Linked DNA regions of Homo sapiens: all the other regions are linked to region 3. A link is a contact called in ENCODE Hi-C or POLR2A ChIA-PET data. All regions are on one chromosome and are shown on one strand. Each heading gives the region's core, a stretch centred on a gene start or an enhancer-like site at or near the end of the contact. The rest is flanking DNA. Distances are from core to core; before and after follow the strand shown. Region 1 overlaps LOC105369844 (a long non-coding RNA gene). Region 2 overlaps LOC105369844 (a long non-coding RNA gene). Region 3 overlaps LOC105369844 (a long non-coding RNA gene).

The links. Hi-C counts contacts between places; a loop is a spot of excess contacts on that map. ChIA-PET counts read pairs that join two places held with the same protein, here RNA polymerase II (POLR2A). Pooled maps may share reads with other maps.
Region 1: a loop to region 3 is called in a map of IMR-90, with 3 times the contacts of the local background. The contact joins two enhancer-like sites. A Hi-C loop is called at or near these places in 2 of 168 maps with a recorded cell type or tissue (IMR-90 and mammary epithelial cell) and 1 of 50 pooled maps. POLR2A ChIA-PET finds 5 or more read pairs at or near these places in 3 of 52 experiments (A549, HCT116 and Panc1).
Region 2: a pooled map shows a loop between it and region 3 (2.8-fold over the local background). The contact joins two enhancer-like sites. A Hi-C loop is called at or near these places in 3 of 168 maps with a recorded cell type or tissue (MCF 10A, heart right ventricle and tibial artery) and 2 of 50 pooled maps. POLR2A ChIA-PET finds 5 or more read pairs at or near these places in 4 of 52 experiments (HCT116, MCF 10A, Panc1 and 1 more).

The regions. Positions count from the first base shown.
Region 1 is chr12:75,722,816-75,727,465 of GRCh38, reverse strand. The region is part of intron 1 of LOC105369844 (a long non-coding RNA gene); the gene reads left to right. Among named protein-coding and RNA genes, the nearest start is that of KRR1, 210 kb to the right of the region's middle. Within about 2 kb of position 1,850, at least 11 of the 41 ENCODE cell types and tissues checked have a DNase peak (open chromatin) inside an H3K27ac peak, as active enhancers do; they include IMR-90, where a contact is called at or near this core.
Region 2 is chr12:75,638,844-75,643,232 of GRCh38, reverse strand. The region is part of intron 8 of LOC105369844 (a long non-coding RNA gene); the gene reads left to right. Among named protein-coding and RNA genes, the nearest start is that of KRR1, 130 kb to the right of the region's middle. RefSeq lists a silencer at 778-978. Within about 2 kb of position 2,037, at least 5 of the 41 ENCODE cell types and tissues checked have a DNase peak (open chromatin) inside an H3K27ac peak, as active enhancers do.
Region 3 is chr12:75,682,619-75,686,711 of GRCh38, reverse strand. The region is part of intron 6 of LOC105369844 (a long non-coding RNA gene); the gene reads left to right. Among named protein-coding and RNA genes, the nearest start is that of KRR1, 170 kb to the right of the region's middle. Within about 2 kb of position 1,896, at least 3 of the 41 ENCODE cell types and tissues checked have a DNase peak (open chromatin) inside an H3K27ac peak, as active enhancers do; they include IMR-90, where a contact is called at or near this core.

The sequences.
Region 1 (4,650 bases), core at 601-3,100, 41 kb before region 3:
GGTGAACAACAGTCATCCCTTTGGACTTCTTCTGGTCAATGTTCGACGTGCTCTGCTGCTGCAAAGCAAAGCTGAGAAGCAACAGAAATGCATGCAACAGTTATAAGGCATTGCATAATTAATAAGAATGATTTTGTTGTGTAGATTATAGTAACATCTAGTTAGAAACACTTGGCAAGTGTGGTGGAGGGGAAAAGAAATTGAAAATCTATTTATTTAAACCTCAGTGAAAAAAAGTACTCAGAAGGTTAAGCTTTTTGGCCTTCGGCAGGGTTCCATCAAGGTATTTCCATTGGTTTGGACTATGAGATAGAACAGCTTTTGGTCTATGTGCATCAGCTGGCACTTGAAGAAAGGTGTGCAGTTAGGTGTAACAGAGATTTTGTTAAGAGTGCTTTATAATTACATTGCATTTTCAAATTTGTAAAATTCTTTCACATGCTTTATCTTTCTCATGTGGAGTTCCTATTTTTTAATCAGACTGATTAATTACTGTTAAAGATTATTTATATCAAATAATTTATAAAGTAAATTTTACAGTAGTGAGAATAAAAAGAAAGATTCACTCTGGGTCATTAGCTAGGTTGAGAAATCATCAAAACATAGGCTGGGCACAGTGATTCACGCCTGTAATCCCAGCACTTTGGGAGGCTGAGGAGGGAGGATCACTTGAGGTCAGGAGTTCAAGACCAGCCTGGCCAATATGGTAAAACCCCGTCTCTACTAAAAATACAAAAATTAGCCAGGTGTGATGGTACACGCCTATAATTGCAGCTACTTGGGAGGCTGAGGCAAGAGAATCACTTGAAACTGGGAAGCAGAGGTTGCAGTGAGTGATCATGCCATTGCATTCCAGCCTGGGTGATAGAGCCAGACTCCATATTTAAAAAAAAAAAAAAAAAGTAATCATCAAAACATAACCTTTAATAAGGAGCCTTAGAAATAATTAAACTTGCATTGTCCAATATAGTAGCCACTAGGTACATGTTTGTTTTAAATTTAAATTGATTAAAATTAAATAAAAGTAAAAATCCAGTTCTTCAGTCGTAGTACTTACATTTACACATGCAATAGTGCTCAATATGGCTAGGGCTACCATATTGGATAGTGCAGATATAGAACATTTCCTTCATTGGCCAAGGTTCTATTGGACAGTGCTGATCTAGACAAATATTTTTAGTGGCTAAAAATGTACTTTTAAATTGAATTTAACTTCAGGGCTGGAGAATTTGAGGCCCACAGAAGTTAGTGATTTATACAAAGTCACCCAAGAAGAACCTGAAAATGGCCCAAATTTCCTGACTTCTATATGAGTGATCATTTTAGCACCTCATACCACCAAACTTTTATTTTTAATTCTGCTCTTGAATAAGAGAGGATTGGATACTCCAAGCTGGCAAGTAATCAAACACTCATTTAGTTTTTTGTTTGTAATTTACATTTATATTTGAAGTTAGGCAGAGCTATAGTCCAAAAACTTTACTTCAAACAATATTAATGATGTCATGCTATAAAGACAGAATGCAGAAGAGCTTGGAAGTATTTCAGTTTCCTTGCTCTGTTTCTTTTTACACGTCCTTGTTCAAGCCACTCTACTCCATGCTGGGACAAGACAGTTTGTTCTTAGGTTAACAGAAAAACAGTCAGAGTCACCTCCTCTTAAAGCATCGAGCACCAGGTGGGAAAGGGCTCAGATTTTTAAAGGTTGCTCAGTGGGGCTTTGAAAATTAAAGAGAGCCCAGAAGAGATGTGGAGAAAGCATGCAATTACACTTGAGAAGGTGTAGCCTTTCCACTGGGTGCATTCTTGATGAGACAGCAAAGTGAGTCATTAAACAGTAGGCTGTCAATAAAGCTGAGACCCAGATTTGCCGTGGATCAGCTGCACTGCCAAAAATTTAACCATCTAAAAAAACCATGGGCAGATCCTTGGTGAACCCTTGGACCTGTTTGCATTACAAGCTTACAATCTTAATTTTTCTGAAAAGAAATAGAGAAAGGAGTAGATGTATATTGAAGAATTGCGATGAAATGCAAGAGTTCCTTATAAACATTACGCAGGGTCATTTTGGAAAGTCAATAATTTATAGCCTTTTTACTGGCCTCAGGGAAAAATGATCACTTCCACATTTGAATTTTAGTAAAAGTTGTTTTTCCTGGATCTCCATTAAATTTCATCCAGCTTTTGGCAGAAATTGTCTTCCTGGACCCTACTGGAGTGCTGGCTGACAAGTTACATCTTCCATGGGGCCACAACTCCCTAACGAATTCTGGGAGAGCAGCCTATTTTTGTTACCAGACGCTGGAGGATGCGTGACATGTCATTAACCTTCAAAACTGGCTCTGCACAAGAGTATTGTCAACAGATGGTGACTCTGATTCTCTCTCTCTCTCCCCTCCCTCCCTTCCTCCTCCATCCCCAGGATATCTTCTGGCATAGAATGCTCATTGGTTTCAAAGGGAAATTCGTGTGTGACACAGACACTGTGGAATGTAGAACAAAAACTGGAACAAAGTCTCTTATATTTATAATTGCGGACTATAGGAATTAAATGCACAGAGTAAACCATCAATAGTGTTTATACATTAAGACAGGCATACCAGTGATAAAGTGAATATTTATGCTGAGAGGCAGGCTCTTTAGGATCAGGGAAAGGTGTCTGGGCACTGGATGGAAGAGCTCAAAGCCAGCATTGGACTTAGAATTTTGGCCCAGCCATTTAACTCTTCAGTCTCTCACTTTGCCTTTTCAGTTTTTATCAGTGGAAGTCAATAGTAATTAGGGCATTATTTATCAGTTACTCCCAAAAAATGTAATCCCAGCACTTTGGGAGGCCGAGGCGGATCACGAGGTCAGGAGTTCAAGACCAGCCTAGCCAAGATAGTGAAACCGCATTTCTACTAAAAATACAAAAAAATTAACCGGGCGTGGTGGCGGGCGCCTGTGATCCCAGCTACTCAGGAGGCTGAGGCAGAGAATTGCTTGAACCCAGGACGTGAAGGTTACAGTGAGCCTAGATTATGTCACGGCCCTCCAGCCTGGGGGACAGAGCGAGACTCCATCTCAAAAAAAAAGAAAAGAGAAAGTTAATTCATTTATTATTTTTAGCAAATATTTATAGGATGCTTAAAATATACCATGCACTATGCTAGGCTCTAGGAAGAAACAAGATGTAAAGCAAAGTGCCTGTCAGGAAGAGGCTGACCAGTAATCAGATGATTATAATACAGCTTTTGAGAGCTTCCTATGGAAACACATATGGGGAAAGGAGAGGTCTACAACCCAGGATACCATGGGGCGCAGTTCCAGGGGCACAAAAAGCCATGCGGTAAACATATCACAGCTTCCCAAAGCATCAGTTTTATTTAACAGGACATTTAAACTATTTATCTTAAAATAAAATATATATATTACAGAGTAGAAAGAAATTTTCCAATAAATTTCTTTTATTTAGCCCACGTATACCGGGTTCTTTCACCTTTCTCTTAATGAAGACTTCTAGGGAAAAGTGAGGGCATAAAGACCGGTTTTTGTGTAGGCGTTTATGAAGCCTAAGAAGCCCTTTCAGTGCCACTTCGCCATCAGTGCTAGAGGAATCCACATCATACTATTTACATTCACAGGGCACCATGTGGTTTATAAAGGCATTTGACGAATTTTGCACCTCACAGTAAACAAGTGTGCTATTTTGCTTTACTGATGAGGATATCGAAGTTTTATGAGATTAATCCATTTTGGTGAGTGGTTCAAAGTCACAGAGTGATTAGTGGCAGAATCAGACTTCATCTTGGTTTCTGACACCAAATCCATTATTCTTTCTCCTGTAACTCATTCCTTCTCTTTCCAATGATTAAAAATTAAAAGACTGAGGTAAAGGATCTCTAGCCTTTTTCTGGCACATATCCACCTTCTTGCTCTTTGGGAATGGAGGGTAGAAGTGAGGAAGGTAGACTCTGGCAGATGCTGAGAGTGAAGTTCTTGAGAGGCCGGGTGAGATGGAAGGCTCTGCTTGATGTCTGAGAAAACTTAGGGAAAGGGGCATGGGAATTAATGAAGGTGAAACTGGGTTAAGTAGGGAACACTGTGGTGACAATTTAAGGATCTATCATGAGAGGTGTCAAGATCTGCTTGTTGTTAGATTTTGGGTCTCTTGCTAGTTGCCCTTCACATAGATTATACTCTTTGTTCTCTCATTGACGCCTCATGACCTTAGACTTGCTGTTTTGACTTTTCCATCCATCAAAACTAAACTAGCTAACATTGCAAAGTTTTGGAGGGATATAACATCAAAATAATGTTTAAGATGCCCCATCTTAAGTTAGGCAGTGAGGAAATACCACAAACCATGCTGATGCTTCTTGAAAAACAAGCAGGGCTAAGCCACATATCATTACTTGGCAATGCTAAATTCCTGAATTGCTTATATATACGTTTCACATGTAACCTCTGTCTTTAAACTAAAGAAGTTATTTGCTTATAATAATTACAGATTTGATTAAAATCATACACCGTGATTCAAGATTTAAAAATTAAATGGCTGAGACAAAGAAGTGACAAACTAAAGGAAGCCACAGTATGCTTGCCAATTGTTCTTGGCAGGAAATGGATGACTCATCCTGAACATGTGCTTTCGTTGCTGGGACAATGGGG
Region 2 (4,389 bases), core at 788-3,287, 44 kb after region 3:
ACTGTGGAATTTTCATATGTTACAGAACAGTGTTATCCAATAGACATGTAATGTGTAAAGTTTTAAATTTTCATGGTGCCGTATTTTTTAAAAAGTTAGAAAACAGATGAATTATGTTGTTAATGTATTTTAACTATCATGTGAAAATAATATAATTTATATTATTTCAGCATATAATCAATATAAAACTTATTAATGAGTTTTTCCCCTCCAAACTAAATATTCAAAATCTGTGTGTATTTTATTCTTACAGCCAGTCTCAATTTGGACTAGCCAATCTTCAAGGGCTAAATAGCCACATGTCACTAGTGGCAATTAGTTGCTAATCTTGGATGGTGGAGTTATAGAGTCTCCTGAGATTGAATATACAGAAATTCGTACATCTCAAGATGCAGTAATCTTTAGCATGTCTTGCTTAGGAATAAGGGTCACAAATTATTATTCTGTTCTCAAAACAAGTCATTAAATGTCAGGTTGATAGGACATTCAAGCTTCAAAGTTGAGCGGGGAAGTATAGATTTTCCCATAGATCTCCTATAACTTCTTTTGAGGCTTTGTTCATATTATTTTTGCTTTGTTTTGTCTTGGGCTTTAAACCAACTTGATATAAAAACTACATAGTTAGTTTTTGTTCTAAAATGAGACAGCCTTACCTAAGTAATTTCAACTAATTTTTTAAAATGGACTGTAATTATTGTTTTTAGAACTGTGCTGTTTTCTTAGATGTCATTAAAGAAACTGCTGTGGGAGATGAGTAAGAGCATGTCTATTTCTATTCCAGGAATATTTTACTTGTTAACCTCGTGGTTGATAAAATTATGATCAATTAGTCAGAATGTAAGCTGCATGAAACCATGTGATAAATTGTTCCTCAATTAGAAAGTTGGTTTGCCTCCTTATTAACTTGCTTATTTTCCTTCTTTTTCTTATAGCTGTCCTTCCTGATAGATATTTTTATTATGGGTGTTATAAAATCAAACTTATATTTTAATTTTTACCATAGTAATAAGCTCTTGGACACACACACACACACACACACACACACACACACACACACATATTTAGATAATACATTGTAGTACAAAAAATTTGTTAAATAACTGTTTTCTTTTTTTATTTCTAAATCTCAGTTTATACCAGAGAGTAACCACTGAATAGTACCTAAAGAGAAGTTAACAATGGTTATGAAAATATAAATTACCTTTACTATAATTATTTTGCCTTTTGGAAATGCTTAACAAGATTATGGATAATTTATTATCCAACATTGATACATGACAACTCTCAGAGATGCCTGTCATTGGTAGCTGCCTGGATTAATTTTATATTGCTGCATAACACATTACCACAAGCTTAGTGGCTTAAAACTTAGCTTATTATCTCATAGCTTTGTTGGTTGGAATTCTGGGTAGAATATAACTAGGTTCTCTGTTCAGGGTCCTGTAAGGCTAAAATTAAGGTGTCAGCTGGGGCTGGGGTCTTATCTGAGGCTTAGGACCCTCTTCCAAGCTCATGGGGTCATTGGCAGAATTTGTTTCCCTGCAGCTGTCGATCTTGTGGACTTTGTGTCTTTAAGACCAGCAGGAAAATTCTCTTATGCTTCAAATCTCCTCTCAGAAAGGGCACATTCTCTTCTAAGGGTTCACCTGGTTAGGTCAAGCCCACCAAGGATAATCACCCTTTTGATGAACTCAAAGTAAACTATTTAGGGCCCTTAATTACATCTACAAAATCCCTGTTGCCATATAACTAATCTTGGGTATAACATCAGGGAGTGGAGATAGTGGAAGATCTTAGAATTTTGCCTACCAAATTTTCCACATGCCTTCAACACCCTCTATTCATTTGATACTTCTCCACATTGTGAGCTCCATTTTCCAAGGGTAATTTGAAAAGAAAAAAAAAAAATCTGCATTCTCAGACTCCCTTGTGGCTAAGCTGCAGATGTGTAACTATGGTTTTGTAAGTTAGAGGCGGAAGTGAGACTTAACCGTGGAGGTGAACTGTAGCAAGAAACAAACTGGGGATGATTCATTCCTTTTGCTAATGTGGGGGTGGTGGTGGCCATGGTAACTTCCTGCTCAGGCCAGTTCTTTGGTGTGGTTCTGAGGAATGGTTCCGGAGGGGCTAATCTTGAGACTATTCCTCAGCCCACCCAACAGTTCTCTGAGCTGTCTAATATCTTTCAATAAATTCATTTTTCTACCTACGCTAGCCACAGTAGCACCACAGTAGATTGTGGTGCTTACAAAATAGCCCCAACAGGCACAATTCCTAATCTTCCTTGTATATACTTTATGACTCTGGAGGAAATAATGTCTTTCTAATAAGATGAAATTCAATTAAAGCATTTTCCCTGCTTAGAGAAAATGGCTGTGGTTTATTAAAGAAGCATTTGATGTCTATTCCTTCTCAACTATTATCTTATTTGCATTTTCTGGAACATGATTAGTTATAATGTACTATAAGTTTTCATAAAACCAACATGAAAATAATTATGCCTGAATTATATGCATTCCATAAATATCATCTAGCTATCTCCTCATTTCATATTACCTCCTTCCTTTCCCTCAATTGCCACAACACTGTTAAGAGATATAAATAAATCATTAATACTTGATTTTCGGATATATGCTCTTGCTTTTGAGCTTGAGATATTAAAAAATCTCAGTTGACTATAGTTTACCTTGAAATGTTCCTCCCATGAAGGCATTTGACTTTTTTGGTTATTGTTGACTGATAACAACAAGCTAGTTCATGCTGAATAATTGTGTGAAACTCTTTTCTACACAATTTTCAAAATTCTAAACAAGTTGCATTTTTACTACGCTTGTAATTTTTTTCTTTAGGTTTATGTTGTATGACTAATTGCATTCTAAATTCCAGGAGAAAAGGTGTGAATACCTGCAGAGTATTTTGTAAATAAACATTGATTAGGCAAAAAATGCCATGTTTTCTTTCATATGATTTCAAACTGATGGTATTTTTCTGTTTTTATTTTATATATACCATAGTAACATTTTTAATCAGTACCATATGCCCAAACTTCCTTTTTATGGAAAATAACCTATTCCTAACGATAAGTAATCCTGTCTTTAAACACACACGTACACACACACACACACACACACACACGATACACTCATTATTAAATATTTTGTACCGGAAATAGTCTGTGATTCAGTGCTTAAATTGTTTAATAAATGATAAAATATTTTGCAGATTGGCCTCAGTGTAAGGTGAATAGTGATTTTTCAATGATCTTTTGTTCAGCTCCAGTGTTTCCTTCATACCACCAAACTCACACTCTGCTTATACCTAGATTTGCATCCTGCTGCTCCTGCTAACTCGCTGAGTGGCAGTGTGGCCTAGTGGATACTCTTTTGGCTTTTTGTTTTCTCATCTCTAAAATTAGGAAGCAGATTCTATGATTCTAAAATTTATCTACAAGTGGCCATTATTTATGTAAAGTAGTGTTAGTAGCTTTATTAAGGACATCATTTTTATCATGATATCATTTATCATTATTTTTTCAAATGTAGTTCCTGCTGAGAGTCTCTACTACTCTACTGTGTTTTCTCCTGTCTTATTTTATACTCAGGAAACATTTTGGCTAGTGTATATGTGCGCATGTGTGTGCATGTGTGTACTTTTAGTGCTTTCCCTGTGGAGCTGTGTAAGAGACATCATCAAGGGGATCTTATGGTTAATGACAGTTGTTTAATGCAATTACTGTATTTTACAAGTGATCAATTTCATTTAACAAAGTGCTAGTGAACTCACAGAGTTTGCACCATTTTTTAACCAGCTCCAGTCACTAGCCAATTCATAAAAATAAGAATGTACCTCTGGAATGGAGAGAGAAATTTATTTTACCTAAATGTTCAATCGGATGAAAATTTCCTGTTCCCAAAAAACATTTTTTTGGATACTTTAACGATTGCCAAATATTCTTTTAAATTTTCAATTCCAAATTGTTAGTGGGACATTCCATTGACAGGGCTCAGTGTCAGTGGGTCCTGAACTAGAACAAAGAAGTATTCATAAGCTTGGTATTTCCTGGACCTTTAAAAATCCAGGTATAAGGTAGTATCAATTAGGATTTGTTGGTTGTAAGAAGCAGAAATTAACTTTTTACTAAATAAATTGAACTTATTAGAAAGATCAAATAGCTCAGAGAAGTAAAAGAAAAGCTTTACGAGCCAGCCTGGGCTGGGTGTGGTGGCTCACGCCTGTAATCCCAGCACTTTGTGAGGTCAAGGCGGGCCGATTGCTTGAGGTCAGGAGTTTGAGACCAGTCTGGCCAGCATAGCGAAACCCTATCTCTAATAAAAATACAAAAGTTAACCGAGTGTGATGGTGTGTGCCTGTAATCCCAGCTACTCTAGA
Region 3 (4,093 bases), core at 647-3,146:
TCCCCACCCCATGACAGGCCCTGGTGTGTGATGTTCCCCTCCCTGTGTCCATGTGTTCTCATTGTTCAACTTCCGCTTATGAGTGAGAACATGCAGTGTTTGGTTTTCTGTTCTTGTGTTAGTTTGCTGAGAATGATGGTTTCCAGCTTCATCCATGTCCCTGCAAAGGACATGAACTCATCCTTTTTTATGATGCATAGTATTCCATGGTATATATGTTCCACATTTTGTTTATGCAGTCTATCATTGATAGGCATTTGCGCTGGTTCCAAGTCTTTGCTATTGTGAACAGTGCTGCAATAAACACATGTGCATGTGTCTTTACAGTACAATGATTTATAATCCTTTGGGTATGTGCCCAGTAATGGGATTGCTGGGTCAAATGGTATTTCTGGTTCTAGATCCTTGGGGAATTGCCACACTGTCTTCCACAATGGTTGAACTAATTTACACTCCTACCAACAGTGTAAAAGCATTCCTATTTTTCCACACCCTCTCCAGCATCTGTTGTTTCCTGACTTTTTAATGATCACCATTCTAACTGGTGTGAGATGGTATCTCATTATGGTTTTGATTTGCATTTCTCTAATGACCAGTGATGACAGCCTTTATCATTCTAGGAAATGAAATGAGTACTATATTCTGTACATAATCCTATTAAATTTCTTAAAGAATTTGTTGCCATTTAATCCATCCTTGCGTTTCATGGGTTGCTGTAGTTCAGTGGCTGTTGTAGGGAATTTGTCTCCCTTCTTTTTCTATCCCAGTTATTTTGTGATTTTTTCCAGATGTGCATGTTCTCCATTGATATATCTATGCATTGTCTTAGAAAGTTTAAAATCTACCCAGGAATCTATACTAGCTAAAAGCTCTTTGAGTGTCCCTTCACAGCTATACAAGATGTTTTTAGTAATTGTGTTCTGTAGAGCTCAGCAGCTGTTATGTTACCCGAGTATTTTTTTTTCTTTCTTGGCTTTTAAGTTGATGTTTGGAAGTCTATTCCCAAGTGCTCAGCCTAAAGGAGAGACAGTTTTCTGTTCCCCCTGCTAATGCTAAACACACAAATAAACAAAACAGAACAAAACAAAATTCCAATTAAACAGTCTGGGAGATTCTAGTTGAATGGTGGATATTAGCATCTTTCAAAGCTAGACCACCTGTGCCTAGACAATTTGTGGCTTTCTATTCTTATGTAATACAAGGAATAGATGTCTGGCAAAACAAAAAAGAATTTAGAAAGTAGGGATGAAACATGATTCCTTTTCAGGGAGGAAAATCACTTCATTCAAGTACCAGCTTAGTTTCATTGCTGCATTTGAACCTCCAAGGAGAGAAATGTGGAGCAGTTGATCCACAGTTGTACCTTCCATTGTTGGTTTATTAAATGGGCTCTTTTGTGCGTGTGTGCAATTTCATTCAGACCGTTAATCACTACTTGGAGTATTCTTAGCTTTCTACAAATTGACAAACATAGCTGTAGGGAAATCTATGTGGAAATTCTGTTTTTCAGAGGTTTGGCAGTTTCTCTTTAATGAGTCCTCAGGGTATCTCAGGTTTCACTAATTTGTGTTTAATTAGATTGGAAAAATTCGGGCAGTAAGCGACAAGAACCTTCTGCCCCATAAGTTGGAGAAAACCATCACTCAGGCACTCAACAAAACCCCTTCCAAATACATGATGTAATACATTCACTCCAGAACAGGGTATGAGCCCTAAAGGATGATTCAGACATAGAAACAAAAGTTGCTGTTAGAAGATAAAAAGAATTATCAGTGGATGTGTTTTTGCTTGCCGCTTTGACATTGCTGTGGCAGGCAAGAGCAAAGGAAGAAATGATGCCCTGAGCTGATGAAAACAAATTCCAGAAGCATTTATGACCAAGTTGTGGTTAGAGGAACAGAATGAAACATAATTTTTCAAAGTTTCCAGAAGGGCTTGTGCATGCTGAAACATAACCAGAAACAATATAACATGCTACAGGAGGAATCAGTGATAAAAGTGACATTCCCCACATAGACCTAGTTATTTACAAAGAGCTGTAAGAACGAAGGGCTCTGAAGCCTTTAAGATGAACAATGTTGTAACAGGAAAGGGGTCCTGATTCAGACCGCCAGAGAGGGTTCTTGGATGTTGCATAAGAAAGAATTCAGGGAGAGCCCATAGAGTAAAGTGAAAGCAAGTTTATTAAGAAAGTAGAGGAATAAAAGAATGGCTACTCCATAGACAGAACAGCCCCGAGGGCTGCTGGGTGCCCATTTTTATGGTTATTTCTGGATGATATGATAAACAAGGGGTGGATTATTCATGCCTCCCCTTTTTAGACCATATAGGGTAACTTCCTGTCATTGCCATGGCATTTGTAAGCTGTCATGGCACTGGTGGGAGTGTAGCAGTGAGGACAACCAGAGGTCACTCTCGTGGCCATCTTGGTTTTGGTGGGTTTTGGCTGGCTTCTTTACTGCAAACTGTTTTATCAGCAACGTCTTTATGACCTATATCTTGTGCTGACCTCCTAACTCATCCTATGACTTAGAATGCCTTAACCTTCTGGGAACGCAGCCCAGTAGGCCTCAGCCTTATTTTACACAGCTCCTATTCCAGATGGAGTTGCTCTGGTTCACATGCCTCTGACAATGTCATATATAGAGTCAGTACAGCTTCAGGATTAAAAAGCTAGACTCCAGAGTCAGACAGACATGGCTGATATCAAATCTTGCTTCCACTGATCTTGCCCAACTCACTTGACAATTTTGTGCCACAATTTTCTCGTTAGTGAAATGGAATAATGATTAGCCCTTTATCATAGCATCAATTTGAGGAATTAGGAAATGCTTGTAAGACATTGGTAAGTATTCACTAGTGTGTGTTAACAAATGATGTCTATTATTGCTATTGTTATTAACAAGATATTCTGGCTGTGGACTCCATGTAGTTCCAGAACATTTGGTCACAGACTGAACATGTCCAAAACTGTAGTCTGTTAAAGCCTAGACTTGGGTTAGAAATTGCATTTTCCAAAGAATTTAAACATTGCAGGTTGTACTTTCCAAAGATGGCTGCTACAATAGTTCCTATCCCACATGCTATGTGATAATGTGACCTTGCCACTCCTTCCATGAGGAGGTGGGGTTTATGTTTTCTCCCCTTTGAAACTGGGTAGGCTTGTGACTACTTCAACCAATAGAGTATGGTAGAAGTGACACTATGCGACTTCAGAGGCCAGGTCCAAAAATGCTTTCATTTGTTGCACTGAAATACTCCTTCTGGGAGTCCTGTCTGATTCCCCTGGGGCTGCCATGTTATGAAGAAGCCAACCCACACAGAGAAGCCACAGATGGGTGCTCCGCTTGGCAGTCTTAACCTTTGAGCCTTTTCCTCTCAAACACCAGATATGAGTAAGTCTTCAGATAATTCCAGCTCCAGCCATTGATGATTAGTCTTCTCATCTGAGACCCCAGACCTCATGGCAGAGAGAAGCCAGCCCTAATGTCTCCTTTCCAATTCCCAATAAATCCTTGAACATAATAAATTCTTGTTTGAAGCCACTAAGCTTTTGGGTAATTTGTTACATAGCAAAGAATACCTGGGATAGAAATTCTCCCTGGTCTGGCCAGTTCTCCCATCTATGGATTTTCCAACTTTTCTCAATCAAGTAATTAGCATTTACCATGGCCTTTTAATGCAAGTCACTGTGCTAGAACAGGGATAAGCCAACATAGTTAAACAGAAATATACACAAGGATAAAGAATACTTAGGAATCCTATGGTAAGAACTGTGTAGCATAGAGTAGTGCAGGCAGGACTATGGTGTAAACTTAAAAGAGGCTGAGACAATCTGGGAAGGCTTCATGGTAAAGAGGCTTGCATAGGGCCTTGGATAAGTGGTACTCGGATAAATAGAAAAGGGAGAAAATGAATTCCTGGCAAAAGTGTGAAAAAATGTTTTGGAAAAAAAAAAGATTTAGGCATTGCCTCTTATAATTAATCTGTTAAAGTCATATTTGTCTTGCAAAATAATATTTACAAGAAAGAATGCTTTTAGATATATTTCTAATTCTAAGAGAATTTACTTAGTACTTTATAGAGGTTGAGT